Linked DNA regions of Homo sapiens: region 1 is linked to region 2. A link is a loop called in an ENCODE intact Hi-C map of the cell type or tissue named here. Cell type or tissue: chondrocyte. All regions are shown on one strand. Each heading gives the region's core, and the rest is flanking DNA. Links, peaks and the distances in the headings are about the cores only.

What was found. A loop is a pair of places that touch in the nucleus more often than their neighbours do. Peaks named below come from ENCODE experiments on the same cell type or tissue, not always from the same donor. Only the 100,000 strongest peaks of a DNase experiment are listed, where the experiment ranks them.
Region 1: it touches region 2 in a loop (2.7-fold over the local background); 4 of 110 quality-filtered maps call a loop at or near these places.

The regions. Positions count from the first base shown.
Region 1 is chr19:33,425,241-33,435,725 of GRCh38, reverse strand. The region is part of intron 9 of PEPD (peptidase D); the gene reads left to right. Among named protein-coding and RNA genes, the nearest start is that of CEBPG, 57 kb to the right of the region's middle. In chondrocyte, for the core only: a CTCF peak has its summit at 4,870 (motif pointing left); a DNase peak (open chromatin) is centred at 4,925.
Region 2 is chr19:34,091,653-34,102,137 of GRCh38, reverse strand. It overlaps the pseudogene RPS4XP21. Among named protein-coding and RNA genes, the nearest start is that of LSM14A, 76 kb to the left of the region's middle. RefSeq lists an enhancer at 1,783-1,952. In chondrocyte, for the core only: CTCF peaks have their summits at 5,435 and 5,636 (motif pointing right); no DNase peak of the experiment used is centred there.

The sequences.
Region 1 (10,485 bases), core at 3,899-6,398, 670 kb after region 2:
GAGAACTAACGGCCATACGAGCATCAGCAGATTCTCACACAGTGCCCAGAGGACAACAGCCAAAGCGTGGCTGTCACTCCCACTTTACAAGCGCAGCACCTGAGGCCAGAGAGGCGTGCTGCAGGGCCCAGGGACCCCAGCACCAGGGCAGGCCCTGCTGGGACCGAACGAGGGGGGTTGGTTCTGGAGGGGCTGTTGTCCCCAGCCAGACCTGCCCCAGTTGTCCTTCGTCTGGGCTCGGCGCCCCTCACCTCCTGGCACCTGTCCCTGCCGAGGGGCCCGGGCAGCCGGAAGTGACAGGGAGGCAGCTGATGAGTCACTCTCTGGGGCCTCAGCCGGGCCTCCAGCTTCTGTTTTCCATCATGTTAATTACATTTATTATTCATCAACTGCTAAAACTGGCTCTGGGTCCTCCATTTTCCAAGCCCTCAGGTTGCGTCCCAGCTGAGGCTCCCTGTGGCTTTGAGTCGGGATCAGACGCCGGCCCAGCCGAGGGGCCTTTGGGTTTGGAAATGAAAACAAAGGATCCCATCCTGGTGGCTTTCGGGCAGCCGCGGGTGGCCAGGCCTTTGCTCTCCTCTGCCTGGAGATGCCGGATGGATGAGGGAGCTACCGTCTCAGCCACCTCATTTGGCCTCCCCAGCGCCCAAGGTTCTCTGCCTCTTCCATCCCTCGTCTTCCTCTGGCATCGCATTCCGGCTCACACTTTGATCTTTCCCGAGTCCCTGGGCATGGAGGCTGCTGTCTACCCAGCTGCCTTCCCTCCAGGCCGTCCTCAGGGGTTTGTACCTGCCCCCTCCACCCCACCACCCCCCAACCTTAACACCTGAGTGCCCTGTCTCAGTCCTTCACTCCCAGAACAGGGAGGGTCAGGGACCGAGGAGGGCTGGACCGTATGTGTGATGTGCCAGGCTTCTGCTGCTCCACCTGGCTGGGTTCTGGCCCCGTTCCCAAGGCCCAGTGACCACCCAAAGGGCGTGACCTTTCCCAGCTGATTTGGACACCCTGGGTGGCAGCTTTCTCCCCACCCAGTAAATGGGGTTGGGTTTTACTGCCCTTTCCTCATTCACGATAAACTTTCCATTTCTGTGAAGTTCACCCCCGAGACCAAGGGAGGCCAGATGCGCCCTCGTCCTGCGGGGAATCCTGACATTAGGAGAACCCCATTCCCGCCTGCCCTGCCAGGGATGGTGCAGTGGAGGAATGCCCAGTAGCCCCTGGGCCTACTGAGGTGCCCCGATGCCTCCAGCCTAGGCCCACAAAGTGATGAGCTTCAAAGTTTCTTCTCTGCCAGGGGGGATAAAAAAGCAGAAAACAGAGATGCTAGAACCATCGCCGTTACACAGCTGGCAGCGTCCACACAAAACCAAGCATTCCATGCCTGGCGCCCCACACTCCCCCTTTGCCTGCCCCATGTGCACCGGAGACACATGAGGTGGGGGAGGAGTCTAGAGCTGGGGAGATGCCAAGCCTGTGTATGGCGGGTGGGTAAACTGTGGGTGTCCATACAGGGAGAACTGTCGGGCAGTGAAAACGAGCAGATTGTTGCCACAGTCAGGGACACGAACAGCGCTGAAAGTGATGTCTAGCAAAAGAAGCCAGGCTCAGAAAGGCACGTACCATCCCACTGACATAAAGTTCCCAGCAAGCAAAACTGGTGACAGAGGAGGAGAGGGGAAGAGAAGGGGTGGTGAGCGAACCCTCTAGGAGACAAGAAATGTCCTGGGGTCTTCACCCACGGGGCACGTTTGTGAGATGTCATCAATCTGGGTATTTAAGATGGGTGTGGTTTACTGGCATATATTTTGATAAATAGGCTTGCACACACACACCAAAATGGCCAAGCATTGCTCCTGCGGCCAGACTCCGGGCAGAAACGCTGTGCATCTCTTGACCTGAGTGGTCCTCCTAACTTGCAGATTTACAGACATCTCCAGAGCTACAGACCGACACGGTAAAATGACCATTTGTGCACTTGCAGAATTATTCGGTTGGCCGATGACAGAAAGAAAATGAAAAGTTAAATGCAATTTAAGGAAGTATCGCCTGGGCTCTCTGTTCAGGCCAGGACCTGAATATCGAGTCTATTAGAAGCAATTATAAAAGGGACAGCGCTTCTTAATGTTTCTCATTTGACAAGAAGGTTTTTAAATATGGGGCATTAGTTAATAAAAAGACCCCAGGAGCCCATTGTAATATATTACCTAATTCCTAACAGTTCATAGCCACTGAAATAGGTAAAAAAGGGGATGTAAAATTAATATATGGTTATTATTAAAATTGCCTTATAAATTAGTTAAGTCCCCTGGAGGTACAGAGTGGGCATCATTATTCCAAGAGTGTCTCAAGGGCTTTGGTGTACCTTGTGTGTTTGTGGAGTGGGCGTGCCCCCTTGGCAGGGAGAAGAGAGCTCTGGCTCTGCAGTTTAAGGAGAAAACAGCAGCTCACACTGAAAGAGAGGAGAGCCAGCCATCAGACTGCAGACATTTTATAAAGAAACCTCTTCCTTAGTGAAGTTGCTGGGGAGGCTGGCACTTTGAGGCATCACCCAGCATGTTCTGTGCCCGAGACCAGTAAGGCCCTGATTGACATGGATTGCAGTTGATTAGGGACAACATGCAAATGGGTGTGTAGCTCCTGGGGCCCTGGGGACCACTGGCTTGTTCAGGAATGGAGGGATAGAAACAATTCCCTTAAAGTGTTTTCACTCAAGGGAACCCAGCTGCAGGCAGCATGGCAGTGAGGGAGCCTGTCGCTCCAGGCCAGCCACACCCGCTAGCTGCTATAGCCGAGGAGGCCGAGGTGCCTCTGGAAGGCGTGTGCATGTGACCCAGGCCATGTCACTGCCACCATCTCCATCCAGGCTGTGGGTACTGGGAGCCCGGAAGCGCCAAAGCTTCCAACTTTGCCATGCGCTTGTGCCTTTAATTGGGGGATTTCAAAGCTGTGAGTGGAAATCCATTCAGATCTGAGCTGTTTGCTGAATCCGAGATTTCTGTCCAGGGGGATTTGGCGAACGTAATGTTTTATGCATTCTAGGTGATTTGCCCATACCTGCTGGATCTGTTCATGGCAGCAGGCTCGTTTCCAAGGAACAGCACAGTCCTCCTGGACAAAGAGGCTTCCTCCTGCTCCCAGGGGAGAGAGCTATCATGTTTTTTTCCAGTGAGAGCACCAGAGGGAAATTTGCTTTTTCAATCGGCTCTTCAGAGCTGCGGGTTCTGCCCCATCCTGTCTGCAGTGGAAACCTGAGCTGTCGGTGTTCCCCTGGGGTGGGGTGGGCTCCTTTTGCTTGGGTGGGTGGTCCCCAGGGTGGGGTGCCCCGTGTGGGGAGTGTTTAGCCAGAGGAGACAAGCAAGGCTGTTTTCCAACCAGTCTCTGACTTCTCTAGCTCCCTGTGCAAAAGGGATACCTCCGTGTGCAGACAGAGGTTTTGCCAAAGAATCTGATTCCAGAGAAGAAGGCTAAGTGGGCTCCTGAAGCAGGACTTGGCAGGCCTTCTAGGGGCTTGGATTCTCCAGGCTGCATACCAGAGAGCCTTGCCGACAGAGCTTGCTTCCAAACCTGCCGGTGCAGTGGAGCAGCTCAGGAGCTCTGGGTGGAGGAAGGGATAGGGCTGCACTTTCTTCCCAGAGTGGCCCTTACCTGGGAAGACTTCTTAGCTTCAGCCTATGACTCTTAGACTCGTAATGGTCACTCTGGGTTTAATCTTCCCTTTTTTTTTTTTTTTTTTGAGGTGGTGTCTTGCTCTGTTACCCAGGCTGGAGTGCAGTGTCGCCATCTCAGCTCACTGCAGCCTCCGCCTCCCAGGTTCAAGCGATTCTCCTGCCTCAGCCTCCCGAGAAGCTGGAATTACAGGCATTTGCCACCACACCTGCCTAATTTTTGTATTTTTAGTAGAGACAGGGTTTTGCCATACTGGCCAGGCTGGTCTTGAACTCCTGACCTCAGGTGATCCACCTGCCTCAGCCTCCTAAAGTGCTGGGATTACAGGCTTGAGCCACCACGACCTGCCTAATCTTCCCATTTTGATCATGAGGCCAGGAAGCAGGAAAGAGTGGTCCCTCCACTAGCATTTGCTACCCATCTTCAGGCAGAGGTGCTGCCAGATGGGTGTTAATTGGGAGGGGAGTGTCTCCGAGGATGTCCTTCCCAGGAAGAATTTTTCCCCCTGTGGCAAAAAGGAGAGGTAGAAAGTGGGAGATAATGAAGGAAACATCGAGAGTGGAATTTCAGATGCTTTGTCTTGGGCGGAATGAAGAGAGGAAATCTTTGCTTTGTTTTCTGTCTCCTCTTGGGGAAATTTCCCACATGAGTTTTGGGATGATGAAGATGGGCCCCCAGCCCTGGCCTCCGGCGGGGACCTGGACATTCAGATTTTGGGTGATTTCAACCCATGGTAGAGTTTCCTGATAGAGTCAGGGAGGAATTGGGCTTGAATTGCTTTTCTTTCTTTTCGTCCCTCTCTTCCTTCCTTCGGGAAGGAATTGGGCTTGAATTGCCCTCCTTCCCTCCCTCCCTCTCTCCCTCCCTCCCTCCCTCCCTTCCTTCCTTCCTTCCTTCTTTCCTTCCTTCCTCTCTCCCTTTCTCTGTTCCTCTCTCCCTTCCTCCCTTCCTTCATAGGATCTTGCTCTGTTGCCCAGGCTGGGGTGCAGTGGTGCGATCATAGCTCACTGCCTCGACCTCCTGGGCTCAAGCAGTCCTCCTGCCTCAGCCTCCCAAAGTGCTGAGCCACAGCACCTGGCTGGATTGCTTATTTTTTACTTTGTCCACAACAATGGTATCAAAACAGAGATACACTGTGGTTCCTTCAGCCAGGCTGAAGGTTTTTCAAGGAGCTCTGTGTGCGTGGCAGACGGCGTGCACTTGCGACCTCTGGTGGCAGCTTCCCAGTGTCGTCCTCGGTGGCAGCTGTGCTTGGGGAGTGTGCGCTGTGTCCACTGGGCAGAACACATCAGGACAAGAAGCCCCCTGGGGCCAGTGGGGCGAGGCTGGGGCGAGGGGAGCAGGTCTTTGACAGGTAGCTTTTATTTCTTCCCAAAAGTGTTTTCAAAATGAAAATAGCTTTACTCTGATAAAAAGATACATATGCCAGTAGGAAATCCAGTCAGTACAGAACATTATAAACAAGATAGGAAAAAAACCCTTTGATGCAGAGGCACACAAAACCTTATTGCTGTAGCAAACAGGCTTCCGGTCTCTCTGGGGCACAGACAGACGGGCTTTGATCTGCTGGGCTCACACTGGGCAGAGTTTTTGCAGCAGAAGTCTCTTCCTGGCAGTGAACTGGGGCACACTGGGGCTGCATCATAATCCACTTACCCAGACTGCCCCCGGAAGCCAGGTGGTTCCCAGTGTGAACGACACTTCGACCGTCAACCCTACCTCGCCGTCTCTCGGGTGTCAAACTGACCGTGTCCTTGGGGTAAACTCCTGCAAATGGAATTGCTGGAAAAATGTTGATGCCCAAAGCCCAGTGCCATCTAGAAAAGTTGTTCTCCCTTCACGGCTGGGGCTGGGTTAGTGTCTGGTGAGCAGATACCATGTCCTTCCCGGGGATGTTCTCATTTAATCCCGTGAGGGGGAGCGGAGAGGAGTGTGGCATCCTCTCTGCATTATAGAGACCCCACAGTAGACAGATGGGTCTTAGAGGAGCCAGGTGGCCTCTCTCCAGAAGCCATGTTCTCAGCCAGCGTGCAGGACACCCCTCCTCCCAAACCATGAGTGCCGGTGTGCCCACCCAGGCCTCAAGATTAATTGTGTTATTTCCATTATTCACCTTTATCATTCTGATTAGGGAAAAGTAATACCCCGTCTTTATTTTTGCTGATTTGATTACTGACGAGCTTAAACTTCTCTTGTAAGTATTTCTTGGGCATTTATCTTTGTGGGTTTTCAGTCCTTTGCCCATTTGCAATCGGGACATTTGTGGGTGACTTATTGCTCTGTAATTGGGCTCTTTGTACTATTGTTCTGTGTGTTGGAAATATTTTTCCCAATTTGATGTACAGAAATTGTAAATATCAGTTGTCATGTTGGTCCTTTCCTGTATAGTTTATGCCTTTGCGAAATTGCTTTTTCTACTACCTCAATATAATCCAGTTATCAGCATGTTTTTTCTATCTTTATAGTCTGATGACTTTCTTTTAAATAACAGTTTTTGCATAATTATGAAATATTTCAAACACTGCTGTGTATAGTTTAATAGATATCTGTGTATCCACATGGTTTCGTCTTTTATATTTAATACGTTAATTGAGCTAAACTGCATTTAAGAATAATATATAAACAAGGATTCTGGCTTTTCTGCCCCCGCGTAATTACTAAGTGACCTGTTGTCTTTGGAGTAATGTCTTTGCCCCCCATTGTAAAATTCCATTTTTGCTGTATTCTAAATTCCCAGGTGTATTAGTCAGTATAGGGTAGCCTTTGGGGTGGTAACAACAGAAACCCAGATCTCGGTGGCTTAGCACGGTAAAGGCTCATTTCTTGCTCATGCTGCCATCTGTGGCTGGCCCAGTGGCTCTCCTCCAGCAGGGATGCAGGGCTGCTTCCACTGCCCAACTCTGCCCCCTCTGAGAAGGAAGAGAGAGAACATGAAGAATTCACACCCACTCTTAAAAGCCATGGCCTGGAAGCAGCACATGTCATTTCATATTCCTCTTGGGATGAGAGTCAGTCCTATGGTCCCAGCCTAGCTGCAGGGAGGCTAAGATATGTGCCCAGAAAGAGGAAGCAGAGTGAACACAGGGCTAGATCTCCACTCGGGGCTGCCTGGGCAGACAGGGTTTCGGCTGCCTGTGGATGTGTGCGTATATGCATATGTGCATGTATGTGTGAATGTTCTTTGGATTGTTGGGCATGTTCAGGCCTGCTGTTCCTGCCATCCGTTACCCTTTCTTCACATGTTTACTGAGGACCTACTGTGTGCTCATCACTGTGGCCAGCCTTGGGTATGGGTGACATGGGCCTGCCTCTAGGAGTGCCCTTCAAGACTGGGAGGGAACGGGAGGGTGCCAGGCTGAAAGTTCTGCAGTGTAGAAGTGTGGGGAGGGACTTGCCTACAGAGGGCTTTTGGTGGTGAGAGGTGGGAGAAGCCCCTTGGGGAACCCAGGGAGATTTCTGGAGAGGGGCGTCAGCCTGGCCCACGGTGGTTTTGGATGGTAACTGGCGGTGAGCAGGAGGTGGAGCGTGGACATCCTCCCAGCTCCTGAAGGGCAGCAGCTGCCAGGAGTCCACTGAGACCCCTCTAGCCATGACCTCCTGGTGGGAAGGTGGGCCAGGAGGGGACCTGTTAAAGACTGGCAGGTGGTTGAGGGTCAGTGTGGAAGGTGTCCGATAGAAGGTGCTAGAAGTGGGTGGGCTTGGGATAGGTGTTGCTGTGGGTCCTGGAAGAGGGAGCTCGGGGTATGCTGGACAGGTGTGTGATGCCTGGGCTCCCTGCGGGGACCCAGCAAAGCACATCAGGAAACCCGGCATCCACGGGCGTGACTCCCTCTTCTGCATCCTCCAAGCCCTCCTTGGCACTGTGCGAATTTTCTAAATTTCAGTGGGTGGCGCTGGCGAGATGCTTCAGAGTGTGTGCAGGCTGGCGAGTAAAGTCAAGGAACTTCCTGGCTCCTGGCTATGCAGGAGGGGGGCCCAGACCCTCATCACATAACGACCACTTCTGTCTTCAAGCGTGTCTCTTACAAGGTGGGGGCCAGGAGAGTGCTGCCCAGAGCCAGTGCTTTGCCATGATCAGATTGCCGCCTGCCAGGACGGGGGTATGGGTTGCCTACAGGCACCGTCACTGCTGCACGGATCTCCGGGAGCAGGCTTCACACACACAATTCCTGCTAGCAATCTACTGGCTTTGGGGAGTAGTGTTGGTGTCATAAAGAAAGGATATTTAACTTTGCATCGATAGGCAAAGAATAATTAAGATATAATTAAAAGCACAAATTCTTCTAATTATTGGCTTCGTATAATGTATATTTAAAAACAAGATCTGTTAAGGCTTCCTTTTGAATATATCCAGAAGCCAAAAGAGGGTAGCATTTTAATTAAAAATGGATTATTTAAAAACCAGTTTAATCATCCTGTCATCCAAAGACTTAGACTTTATTAATTAGCTATTGATAAATAGGTTTAAGCTACCCCAAAGTTGAATTTGCAAGAGTTATTCCTGGCATCCTCCGATTGGAGGATTTTTTGGAACTTGCCCTGTGTCTCTGGGATGTCAGCAGCAAAGGTTTAGGACATGTGAGTTGGTTCTTAAATCGCCCCTCCCATCCTCTGTGGAGCCAAAGTGGACATCCTGCTGCAGGTGGGGACCGATGGGGGGCTCCTGGGGCTGTCCCACTTCCCCCATCTCCTACCTCTGTGCTCTGTGGCACGAGAGGGTGCTGAGGACCTGGATGGTGGCATCCGCACTGAGAGGTCCCCGATGGGGCACAGGTGCAGAACATGCTAGAGATGCCATGAGCCACGACAGCCTCCGCCTCCCCAGCTCCATGCTTGGAGTGCATCCCTGGCCAAGGCACTCCTCTTCTCAAGGCTGCTCTCTGTAGGGGCGGCGTGACTGCCACCCCCATTCATCATCTTAAGTAGATAAAGACTTTCAAAGTGATAAATAGCGTTCCTGTTGTTCCTTCAGCCAAGTGTGACTAAAATAACGTTTGGAGTCGTGAGTGAGGATGGAAAGGCTCATTAGAAGAGGGGTTGTCGGCAGTTCACGCCTAACAGCCGGTTCGCTGCCATAAAACACAGCCGCACGCGGTGGAGGGGCCCTGCCCACCTAGGGCCTGTCCAGGCTGGCCCTGACAGATGGTGTCTGGGCCTCCCTCCATGGCACATTTCGCTGCGTCCTGGGCCTTGTGGTTCCTGGATGCTTGGAAGAACCTTCTCAGAGAGGAGACGTCTTTCACAGGCATCTGTGGTCCTCGCTTCCTGCAGGTGCTGGGGATCTGGGGCTGCAGTGACCCAGCTCCTCCTGTTTCCTCAGTGACCCAGCTCCTCCTGGTTCCCTCCAGCCTAATGGGGTAGCCAAGGCCACCTGCTGCGCAGTGACCACTGGCTTGGCGCTGCCTCCCGGGTGACCAGGTCCCTGTATCCAGTGTCCTGTGCTCACAGTACCGAGAGTGGCTGTGAGTCCATGTGGACAGACTGCTTCTCCTCTCTTCTCCAGAGCCCTCAGCAGAGGACGATAGGGAGGGAACTGGGTACTAGACCCTCAGGATGAACTGAGTGAGTTGCAGGGGCTGCCCAGAGCTGGGCCCAGGTGCGACAGTGCTTTAGAAAGACATTGATAGGAAACAGCACTTTCCAGAGAAAGTTAGATCTGAAACGACACATTTGTGAAGTATTTTCAGATTGTAAGGCTGAAAAAGCAATTTGATGTTTAGAAATAAAGTAGTGCTGGACTCTTTCAAGACAAAACAGAAAAATGCCCTAGAGGGAATCCAAAGCAAAGCACTTGCTTTTTCTAGAAGGGGTGACTTGGGGATTCTGTCCTCACTCTACAAGGTGGGATCTGGGTGACTCCCACTGTTGCCCAGGCTGGAGTGCAGTGACATGAGACCTGAGATCCTCTGCCAAACATGTGTTCCCTAAATATTGAACCTGGGCCTGGCACAGTGGCTCACACCTGTAATCCCAGCATTTTGGGAGGCCGAGGTGGGAGGATCACTTGAGGCCAGGAGTTCGAGAGCAGCCTGGGCAACATAGCAAGATGCTGTCTCTACAAATATAAAATAAAATAAAATAAATTAGCCAGGTGTGGTTGTGCACACCAGTAGTCCTAGCTACTCAGGAGGCTGAGGCAGGAGGATTGCTTGAGCCCAGGAGTTTGAGGCTGCCATCTGGGGACTTGGGGAGCTTCTGAACCAAAGGCCTTGCCCAAGAACGAAAAACCAGGCTTTTCCTCAAAGAAGCCTTAAGGCGGGATCTCCCAGAGTTAGTCATTCCATGAGACACCCTGGCAGTTTTGGTCAAGTTCTTGTCTCACCTCTACTATTATCTGCTTAATCGTTTTCTTTCAATTGACTCATTTTTTTTCCTTTAAATATATGTTTTAAGATGCTTTTTATCCTCGTCATGAATGAAACCCAATCTAATTTGCCATTAACAGACATTAGCGCTTCAAGATAAATACCTAGTGCATGAAGGAAATATGCTAGTGGGGTACTACATAATGTCATCCCGTGGACTCGTATTGTGCTTTGGGAAATGTGAACTTAAAAGCAGCCCCTTCCCTCCCCTTGCCCCTGCTCGCCCCTCCAGAAAGCTCCCTGCATACCTGGCTTGCTTCCCCCACACCTTCCTGGGGAGGATGGAGACAGGGTGCCAGCGTTCCTTAGAGGGACAATGTGGCCTCTGGGTTGTGTTGAACTAGGATCATCTGCCACTCTGGCAAGCCTTTTTGTTTGTTTGTTTGTTTGTTTGTTTTGAGACTGAATCTCACTCTGTCGCCCAGGCTGGAGTGCAGTGGCGCATTACAGATGT
Region 2 (10,485 bases), core at 4,544-7,043:
GGCTCACGCCTGTAATCCCAGCGCTTTGGGAGACCGAACTCCCAAAGGAGTGGAGGACCGGAAGTTGCTCTGGGTGAGTGAGTGAGTGAGTGGTGAGTGAATGTGAAGGCCTAGGACATTACTGTACACTACTATAGACTTTATAAACACTGCAGTTATGCTACAGTAAATTTATAAAAATTGTTTTCTTCAATAACAAATTAACCTTAGCTTCCAATAACTTTTTACTTTATCAACTTTTTATTTTTTTAACTTTTTGACTCTTCTGTAATTACACTTAAAACACATTGTACAGCTGTACAAAAATATTGTCTTTTTTTTTTTTTGCAAGACAGAGTCTCGCTCTGTCACCCAGGCTGCAGTGCAGTGGTGTGAATCTTGGCTCACTGCAACCTTCACCTCCTGAGTTCAAGCAATTCTCCTGTCTTAGACTCCTGGGTAGCTGCGATTACAGGTGCCTGGCACCACACCTGGCTAACTTTTGTATTTTTAGTACAGACGGGGTTTCGCCATGATGGCCAGGCTGGTCTCGAACTCCTGACCTCAGGTGATCCACCCGCTTTGACCTCCCAAAGTGCTAGGATTATAGGTGTGAAATACCATGCCCGGCCTATCGTCTTTCTTTGTATCCTTATCCTATAAGCTCTTTTCTTTCTTTCTTTCTTTTTTTTTTTTTGAGACGTTGTTTTGCTCTTGTAGCCCAGGCTGGAGTGCAATGGCACAATCTCGGCTCACCACAACCTCTGTCTCCTGGGTTCAAGCGATTCTCCAGCCTCAGCCTCCTGAGTAGCTACGATTACAGGCATGCTCTACCATACCCGGCTAATGTTTTTCATATTTTTAGTAGAGACAGGGTTTCTCCATGTTGGTCAGGCTGGTCTTAAACTGCCAACCTCAGGTGATCTGCCTGCCTCGGCCTCCCAAAGTGCTGGGATTAAAGGCATGAGCCACCATACCTGGCCTTTTATTTTTAATTTAAAAAAATTTAAAAAATTCTTTCAGCTTTTTTATTAGGAATGAAGACACAAACACACACATCAGCCTAGGCCTACACAGGGTCAGGATCATCAATGTCACTGTCCTCCACCTCCACATTTTGTCTCATTGGAAGGTCTTCAGGGGCAGTAACACACGCATTATCCCCTGTGATAACAATGTCTTCTTCTGGGTACCTCCTGAAGGACCCTCCTGAGATCTTCTTGAGGTGGGGTCACTCTTTTCAGAAATATGTCCATGGTGGTTTGCTTGGTTTGTTTCTTTTCTTTAACATAGATTTCCCTATAAACAGATAATGCACCATGAACATTTCTGTCTGTTAATAAAAACCTTTTGGTGTTGGGTGTCCATGTTTTCAAACTTCTTAAAGAGTTTGCTGAAATCTGCGGAAGCTTCTGCTAAACTCTTCACTGTGAGTTTTCTTGGGAGTTCTTTTCCTTCTTTCAAACTTCTTAAGGAGTTTGCTGAAGTCTGCAGAAGCTTCTGCTAACCCCTTCACTGTGAGTTTTCTTGGGAGTTCTTTTCCTTCTTTCAAACTTCTTAAGGAGTTTGCTGAAGTCTGCAGAAGCTTCTGTCAACCTTTTCACTGTGAGTTTTCCTGAGAGTTCTTTTCCTTCTCCAGCAGCTCCCTTTGCTCTTGCCCCTTCTTCAGCTAGGTGTTCCTGTCCCAGTTCCAATAACTCCTCATTCCTTTAGGAGCTCCTCAATGCCATCCTCAGCCAAACCCAGATTAGAGTTGTTTGCCATCTGAACCACAGCCTTGTTGACTTTTGCAACCTCCTCATCCTTGGCAAATCCTTTGAAATCATGGAAAAACCTCTTGAGTGTCTTCCTCCAGATGCCATTCATACATTCCTCGGTGGCATCACCCCAAGCCCAAGCTCAAAGTGCTTGACACAGTAATAGATGTTGTAATCCTTCCAAAATTACATCCATGTCTTCTCAGGGTCTTCCTCAGTTTCAGCAACAGCCTGGGCAAAAGTCCTCCTTAGGTAATAGTCTTAAAAGCTGTTATAATTCCTTGATGCATTGGTTGGATCAAAGAGGTGGTATTTGGAGGGAGAAACACCACTTTGATATTGAGATGAAAATGACAAAAAAAAAAAAAAAAGAAGAAGAAGAGCATTATCAATAAGCCAATCTTGAAAGATATATTATTCTCCAAACAGTACTTCTCCATCTCACTGGCAGAGTAATTCAGGAGGGCCTCTTGGAAGAGGAGCTGGGTCATCTGTGGCTTCTTATTGCTCCTGCAGTGCACTGGCTGTGTGTGCTAATTGACAGGCTTGAAGGCCCTGGGGTCCTCATAAAGGGTTTCAGTTTGTAATCTGCAACATTGTTGCCAGGCAAGACTTGCTCTGTCCTTAAAAGTCTTCAAACCTGACATTGACTTGGCTTCCTTATGAATGAAAGTTCTTTCAGGCATTCGTTTCCAGAATGGGGAGGTTTCATTCATATTGAAGATTTGCTGTGACAAGTAATTTTCCTCCACAATCAGCTCATCCAGAGTTTCCAAAAATTCTTCTGCTGCCTTCACAACAGCACCCACAGACTCACCACTAACTTGCACTTTATGTAAGGAGTAAGGATTCTTGAATCATTTGAAATACCCAGAGCAGTAAATTCAACACCACAGTCAGGTCCAGCCTTTGCTTTCAACCTTGCAAACCGACATTGCTTTGGTGGTGATTGTCACGGTGCTGAGAGGGATATGTGTCTGTGTTTGGTCTTCAATCCAGGTCATTAGAAGTTTCTCTGCATCTGATAGAGAACTTCCATGAATTTTTGTTAGTTTCATCGCTTTCAATGAAGCAGATCCCTTAACACAGAAGTCCCCAACCTTTTTGGTACCAGGGACCGGTTTCATTGAAGATGATTTTTCTTTCTTTCTATTTTTTTTTGAGACAGAGTGTCACTCTGTCACCCGGGCTGGAGTGCAGTGGCAGATCTTGGCTCACTGTAACCTCTGCCTCCCAGGTTCAAGTAATTCTTGTGCCTCAGACTCCCGAGCAGCTGGGATAACAGGTGTGCGCCACTATGTCCAGCTAATTTTTGTATTTTTAATAGAGGAGGGGTTTCGCCATATTGGCCAGGCTGGTCTTGAACTCCTGGCCTCAAGTGATCCACCCACCTTGGCCTCCCAAAGTACTGGGATAACAGGTGTGAGCCACGCTGGACCAGAAGACAATTTTTCTATGGACTAGGGTGGGGGTTGAGGGATGGTTTGGGGATGATTCAAGCACTTTATATTTATTGTGCTGTTTATTTCTATTATGATTACATTGTAATATATGATGAAGTAATTATACAACTCACCATGATTATAATGATATAACTCATGTCATGATGTAGTGCATGACCGTACTATCAATATGACTTATCACTGTTGGCATTGACCTTAATCACCTGCCAGAGATAGTGTTGGTCAGGTTTCTCTACTGTAAAGTTACTCTTCTCCCATTTTTGGAAGGAAGTCACTACATGCAGGCCACACTTCAGGAGTGAGGAGTTATGCTCCACCTCTGTGGGGGTGGAGTATCTGTGAGAATTCATTGAACTTCTTCCGCATGGAAGACGTGTCTCTTCTCCCCCTTCTACACTCAGCCCTCTGTATTCTCTGATCCCACATCGTGGATTCAGCCAACCACAGATAAAAAATATTAGGGAAAGAAACCCAGTAAAAATTCATACAAACTGGCCGGGGACACTGGCTCACGCCTGTAATCCCAGCACTTTGGAAGGTCGAGGCGGGTGGATCACCTGGGGTCAGGAGTTTGAGACCAGCCTGGCCAACATGGTGAAACCCCATCTCTACTAAAAATATAAAATTAGCCAGGCGTGGTGGTGGGTGCCTGAAATCCCAACTACTCAGGAGGCTGAGGCTGGAGAATCGCTTAAACCCAGGAGGCAGAGGTTGCAGTGAGCCAAGACGGCACCACTGTACTCCAGCCTGGGTGACAAGAGCGAAACTCCATCTCAAAAACAAAAAACAAAAAACAAAAAAACAAAAAAACCAAAACCAAACCAAACCAAAACAAAAACCAAATAAAACAAGCAACACAGAACAGCTATTTACCTAGCATTTCTATTGTATTAGGTATTATAAGTAATCTAAATATAATTAGAGTGTACAGAGGGATGTGTCCTGGTTATGTGCAAATACGATACCATTTTATATAAAGGACTTGAGCATCCATGGATTTTGGTATCTATGGGGGTCCCGGAACCAATTTGCAGTGGATGCGGAAGGAGAACTGCATTTATTTATTCAATCATTAATATCAGTGTGGACTCATGGGTGTTTATTCCATGCTTTGGGTTATGATCCAATCTATTTTATTTTGTTACTCAAGTTGTTCCAGTTTTGACTATTGGGATCTCTTTCAGTTGGATCCTGTGACCCTTTGACGTCTCCCCACTGATGTGGGCTTTTTTTTGGTTTGTTTGTTTTGAGCACTTTCCTACTTTCTGGTACTAGTAGGTGCTCCTGGCTTATCCTGTGTATTTCCTGCCCCAGTCTTAGAATCGGTCATTTCTCCATGGAACTTTGGTTTCTTTTATTGGCAACACGGTGAGGCTCCATCTCTACAAAAGATCATGGGCTGGGCATGGTGGCTTCACGCCTGTAATCCCAACACTTTGGGAGGCCAAGGCGGGCAGATCACTTGAGCTCAGGAGTTCGAGACTAGTCTGGGCAACATGGTGAAACCCCATCTCTACCAAAAATACAAAAAACAATTAGCTAGGAATGGTGGTGGGCACCTGTAGTCCCAGCTACTAGGGAGACTGAAGTGGGAGAATCGCTTGAGCCCAGGAGGTGGAGGTTTCAGTGAGCCAAGATTGCGCCACTGCGTTCCAGCCTGGGAAACGGAATGAGATCCCATCTGAAAAAAAAAAAAAAAAAAAAAGGCTGGGCATGGTGGCTTTGGCTTGAAAGCGCTGAGATTACAAGTGTGAACCACCATGCCCAGCCAAGACTGCTGAATTTGTGCATGCAATTCTTGTGTGTGTAACCATCAGAACGGCACGCCCCACCCTTTTAAAGTTTTATTTTCTTATAGCGGAGAGCTACGACAGAACCTCCTTTCTATCTTATTCTTGAAGTACCTTTAAGCAGGAATAAGATGATCAATATAAAGCCAATGATTGCCAGCTTCTTTATTAATGTGGCTATTTTGTTTTTCATAAAAATTGTCTCACATTTTTAAAGACTTCTATAATATATAAAATATCGTAATATTGCTCTTCTTTCTATTCTTCCTACCAGGATTAGTAGAAAATTTTCTGTGAAAATAATCTTTAGTTTATTTTCCAGAAACTTCTCCCCCACAGAAGCTCTTGAAAATACTTTTTGGTTTTGTTTTGTTCAAGAGACAGCTGAATATAGCTCTTGGAGAGGAGATCCTCTGACATGAATTGACTGAGACAGCTTGTAATAACATTAGTAGGTATTTTCCGGGCACAGTGGGGAAGGTGTCCACAATATATACCCGTAAAATCCTTTGGGATTTTGTGTTCAGATTTTTTGCAAGTCAAAAACATAAGTCCCTGAAGGTAGTGGTTTTTGTATTTAAGAAAGGCTTTTCTTTTTTTCCTTTTTGTTGTGTTAATCAGTGTGGAATGACCTTAACACCAGAGGGCAGTATTTTCTAGTAGTTGCCAAAATGTCCTTGTAGTCGGTGTAATTATCTGATGGATTAAAAAAGACAGCTTATGTTTTCCCGGGTGTTGCCGGTATAATGCACATAGCCTGGGACTCATACCGAAGGTCATAATGCATCTAGTATTTTCTAAACCACGGGAATTTTTTTTCTTTTCTTTTTAAACCCTTCTGTTCGGTGGAGTTTAAGCTCCCTGAATTAATTTTCACAATAAGCCGTGCTGTTTACAGGGGTTGTGTGATTGGCAGGAATGGGTGGCTTTCACACAGCACCATTTGATCCCAGCCCAAGCCCAAAGGAAGTCCTGTCTTATTAAGGAGTAACAGGCAGATTCGTGTGAGGCCAGCGGGCTTGAGTTTGGCTTCAAGGATGGTCAGAATTCGTGAATTTCTTTCCAGAAGGATATCCGGGTCTTCCTGAGAAGAGAATGGGCTTTTTAAATCCAGAAACTTTCATACAATTTATTTCATACACACTTTTACTTTTTGCAGTTTAAAAACTACAGACAATAGAGAGGACATTTAAATAGCCTACATTTGGTTACCCATTTCTCTTTGCTTGCTGGTTTCCATTTAATGTAACTGCAGAGTGAATCTTCTAAAATATGTTCTTACTCTTCCGATATCCTTGTTAAAACAGGAAAGCCTATGCGTATTAACCGGGTAGTTTCTATTTTCTCCTTTTAAAAAATGTTTCCCTTGCTTGCTATACATCTAACACATATTCATTGTAGAAAATAAATGTGGCAGGGCAGATGCAGTGGCTCACACCTGTAAACCCGGCACTTTGGGAAGCTGAGGTGGGAGGATTGCTTGAGCCCAGGAGTTTGGGACCAGCCTGGGCAACATAGCAAGACCCTGTCTCTACAAAAAATAAAAAAAAATTAGCTGGGCACAGTGGCGCACACCTGTAGTTCCAGCTCCTCAGGAGGCTGAGGCAGGAGGATTGCTTGAGCCCAGGAATTCGAGGCTGTAGTGAGCTAGGATGGTGCCACTGTATTCTGGCCTGAGCGACAGAGCGAGCCTCTGTCTTACAACAGCAACAAAAACAACAACTTGTAATCTCACCTCATAGATAAGATTTTGTTGTACACACTTTTTCCTTGGAAACAGATTGTACATGCTATTTTATAATTTGTATTATTCCCATGATAATGTGATGGGAACTTTACTAAAAAGTTCTAAATTCAAGACCAGCCTGGGCAACCTAGTGAGGCCCCATCTCTACAAAATGAAAAAAAAAAAAAGAAATTAACAATGCATGGTGGCTTGCTCCTGTAGTCCCAGCTATTCAGGAGGCTGATGTGGGAGGATCACTTGAGCCCAGGAGGTCCAGACGGTGGGGGGCAGTGATTGCGCCACTGCACTCCAGCCTGGGGAACAGAGTGTAATTGTATTTTGCCACACTGCACAATATCACTTTCAATGGTTGTTTAGTATGTTCGAGTATGAATGTATATAGTTCATTTAATCAGTTTACTCTCTTGTTAACAGTACATGAGTCTGACTATTCACACTCTTGCCTACCGTGGGTATTATTATTTTGTCAATCTGCTGCATTCATTCAACACATAGATATTGATTACTAACCATGTACTAGGCATATTCTCAGTGCTTGGGATAGATTATTGAAAAAAACAACCTCTGATCTCATGAAACTTATATTTGAGTGGAGGACATGTACATACATGATAAATGTTATAAATAAGTAAATCCTTTAGCATTTTAGAAAGCAAAAAGTGCTATAGTTAAAAAAAAAACAGAGCAAGTTAAAGGAGTAGGGAGTGGAGAAGATTGTAGTTTTTTAATTTTAAATTTATTGTAGAGGTGACATCTCCCTGTGTTGCCCAGGCTGGTCTCTAACTCCTAGGCTCAAGCAGTCTTCCTGCCTCAGCCACCCAAAATGCTGGGGTTAACGGTGTGAGACACTACACCTGGCCAAGGATTGCAGTTTTCATTTTTATTTTTATTTTTTGAGAAAGGGTCTTGCTCTGTCACCTAGGCTGGAGTGCAGTGGCATGATCTCAGCTCACTGCAACCTTCATCTCCCAGGCTCAAGTGATCCTCCTGCCTCAGCCTCCTAAGTAGCTGGGACTACAGGCCCATGACACCAAGCCCAGACGTATTTTTTTTGTAGAGACAGGGTTTCACCATGTTGCCCAGGCTGGTCTCGAACTCCTGGGTTCAAGTGATCCTCCTGCCTTGGCCTACCCAAGTGCTGGGGTTACAGGTGTGAGCCCCTGTGCCTGGCCAAGGGTTGCAGTTTTAATTAGAGAAACCAAGGTAAGCCTAATTGAGAAGGGGGCATTGCAAGACTTGAATCAAGTTATTTGAATTTGCAATTTTATTATTACTATAGCTGATATGGTTTGGATCTGTGTCACCACCCAAATCTCATGTTGAATTGTAATCACGAGTGTTCGAGGTGGGGCCTTGGTAGGAGGTGATTGGCTCATGTGGATGGGTTTCCTCTTGGTACTGTCCTCATGATAGTGAGTTCTGGAGAGATTTTGTTGTTTAAAGTGTGTGGCACCTCCCCCACCTCCCTCTTGCTCCTGTTGCCACGATGTGAGATGCCTCCATCCCCCTTTGCCTTCTGCCATGACTGGAAGCTTCCTGAGGCCTCCCCAGAAGCAGAGGCTGCTATGCTTCCTGTACAGCCTGCAGAACTGTGAGCCAATTAAACCTCTTTTCTTTATAAATTACCCAGTCTCAGGTATTTCTTTATAACAGTATGAGAATAGACTAATACAATAGCTAAACTTTCTTTCATATGTTTATTCTTTTTTTTTTTTTTTTTGTGATGGAGTCTCTCTCTGTTGCCCAGGCTGGAAGGCAGTGGTGTGATTTTGGCTCACTGCAACCTCCGCCTCCCAGATTCAAGCAATTTTCCACCCTCAGCCTCCCGGGTAGCTGGGACTACAGGCGTGCACCACCATGCCCGGCTAATTTTTGTATTTTTAGTAGAGATGGGGTTTCGCCTTGTTGGCCAGGCTGGTTTCAAACTCCTGGCCTCAAGTAATCCACCCGTCTTGGCCTCCCAAAGTGCTGGGGTTACAGGCGTGAGGCACCACACCTGGCCTACATACCTTAATGTAAAAATACTTTATTGGTTCCCAGTTTCTATGTGCATAGAAGATGGGAGGTCCTCTTTCTGTGCCTATTACAGCTGTGGCTTCCGGTCCCAAGCAGCATCTGAAGCGGGTAGCAGCTCCACAACGTTGGATGCTGGATAAATTGACTGGTGTGTTTGCTGCTCGTCCATCCACTGGTCCCCAAAAGCTGAGAGAGTGTCTCCCTCATATTTTCCTGAGGAACAGACTTAAATATGCCCTGACAGGAGATGAAGTGAAGAAGATTTGCATGCAGTGGTTCATTAAGGTAGATGGCAAGGTTCGAACTGATATAACCTACCCTACTGGATTTATGGATGTCATCAGCATTGACAAGACGGGAGAGGGTTTCCGTCTGATCTATGGCATCAATTGTCGCTTTGCTGTACATCGTGTTACACCTGAGGAAGTCAAGTACAAGTTATGCAAAATGAGAAAAATCTTTGTGTGCACAAAAGGAACCCCTCACCTGGTGATTCACGATGCTCACACTATCCGCCACCCTGATTCCCTCATTAAAGTGAACGACACCATTCAGATTGATTTGGAGACTGGCAACATCACTGCTTTGAAGTTCGACACTGGTAACCTGTGTTTGGTGACTGGAGGTGCTAACTGGGGAAGAATTGGTGTGATCACCAATAGAGAGAGGCACCCTGGATCTTTTGACACGATTCACGTGAAAGATGCCAACAGCAACAGCTTTTCCATCATTTTTGTTATTGACAAGGGCAACAAACCATGTATTTCTCTTCCCCGAGGAAAGGGTATCCGCTTCACCATTGCTGAAGGGAGAGACAAGAGACTGCAGCCAAACAGAGCAGTGGATGAAATGGTCTGTGGGTGACATGTTAGATCTTCGTATGTAATTTAAAATAATATGGCATGATTAAAAAAATAAGTAAAAATACTTTATTGCTAGAAAATGCTAACCATCTCTCTGAGCCTTCTGCGAGTCATAATCTTTTTGCTGGTGGAGGGTCGTGCCTTGATATTGATGGTTGCTGACTGATCAGGGCAGTTGTTGCAAGGCTGGGGTGACAATTTCTTAAAATAAGACAATAAAATTTGCCACACCGATGGGCTTCTTCACAAAATATTTCTCTGTAGCATGCAGTGCTGTGTGATATCATTGCATATAGTGCTTCTTTCAAAGTTAGAGTTGATCCTCTCAAACACTACCACCTTTTTATCAACTATGTTTATGGAATATTTGAAATCCTTTGCCGTCATTTCAACAATGTTCATAGCATCTTCACCAGGAGCAGATTCCATCTCAAGAAACCACTTTCTGGTTGGGCGTGGTGGCTCATGCCTGTAATCCCACCACCACATCCAGCTAATTTTTGTATTTTTAGTACAGATGGGTTGGGGGTGGGGGTTTCACCATGTTGACCAGGCTGGTCTTGAACTCTTGCCCTTAAGTGATCCTCGGCCTCCCAAATTGGTGGGATTACAGGCGTGAGCCACCATGCCCGGCTGGTGATTCATTTTTGTGTGTCATATGACATAGCAAACATTATTTTTCCTGAATATTTGTATTATTGTATCAGGTTGTATTGACAGCATTTGTTAAGCATTTTATGCCATTACTGCTTATTGGCGGGGTCTCACTCTGTCGCCCACGGTGGAATGCAGTGGCATAATCACGGCTCACTGCAGCCTCCACCTTCTGGGCTCAAGCAATCCTCCTGCCTCAGCTTCCCAAAGTGTTGG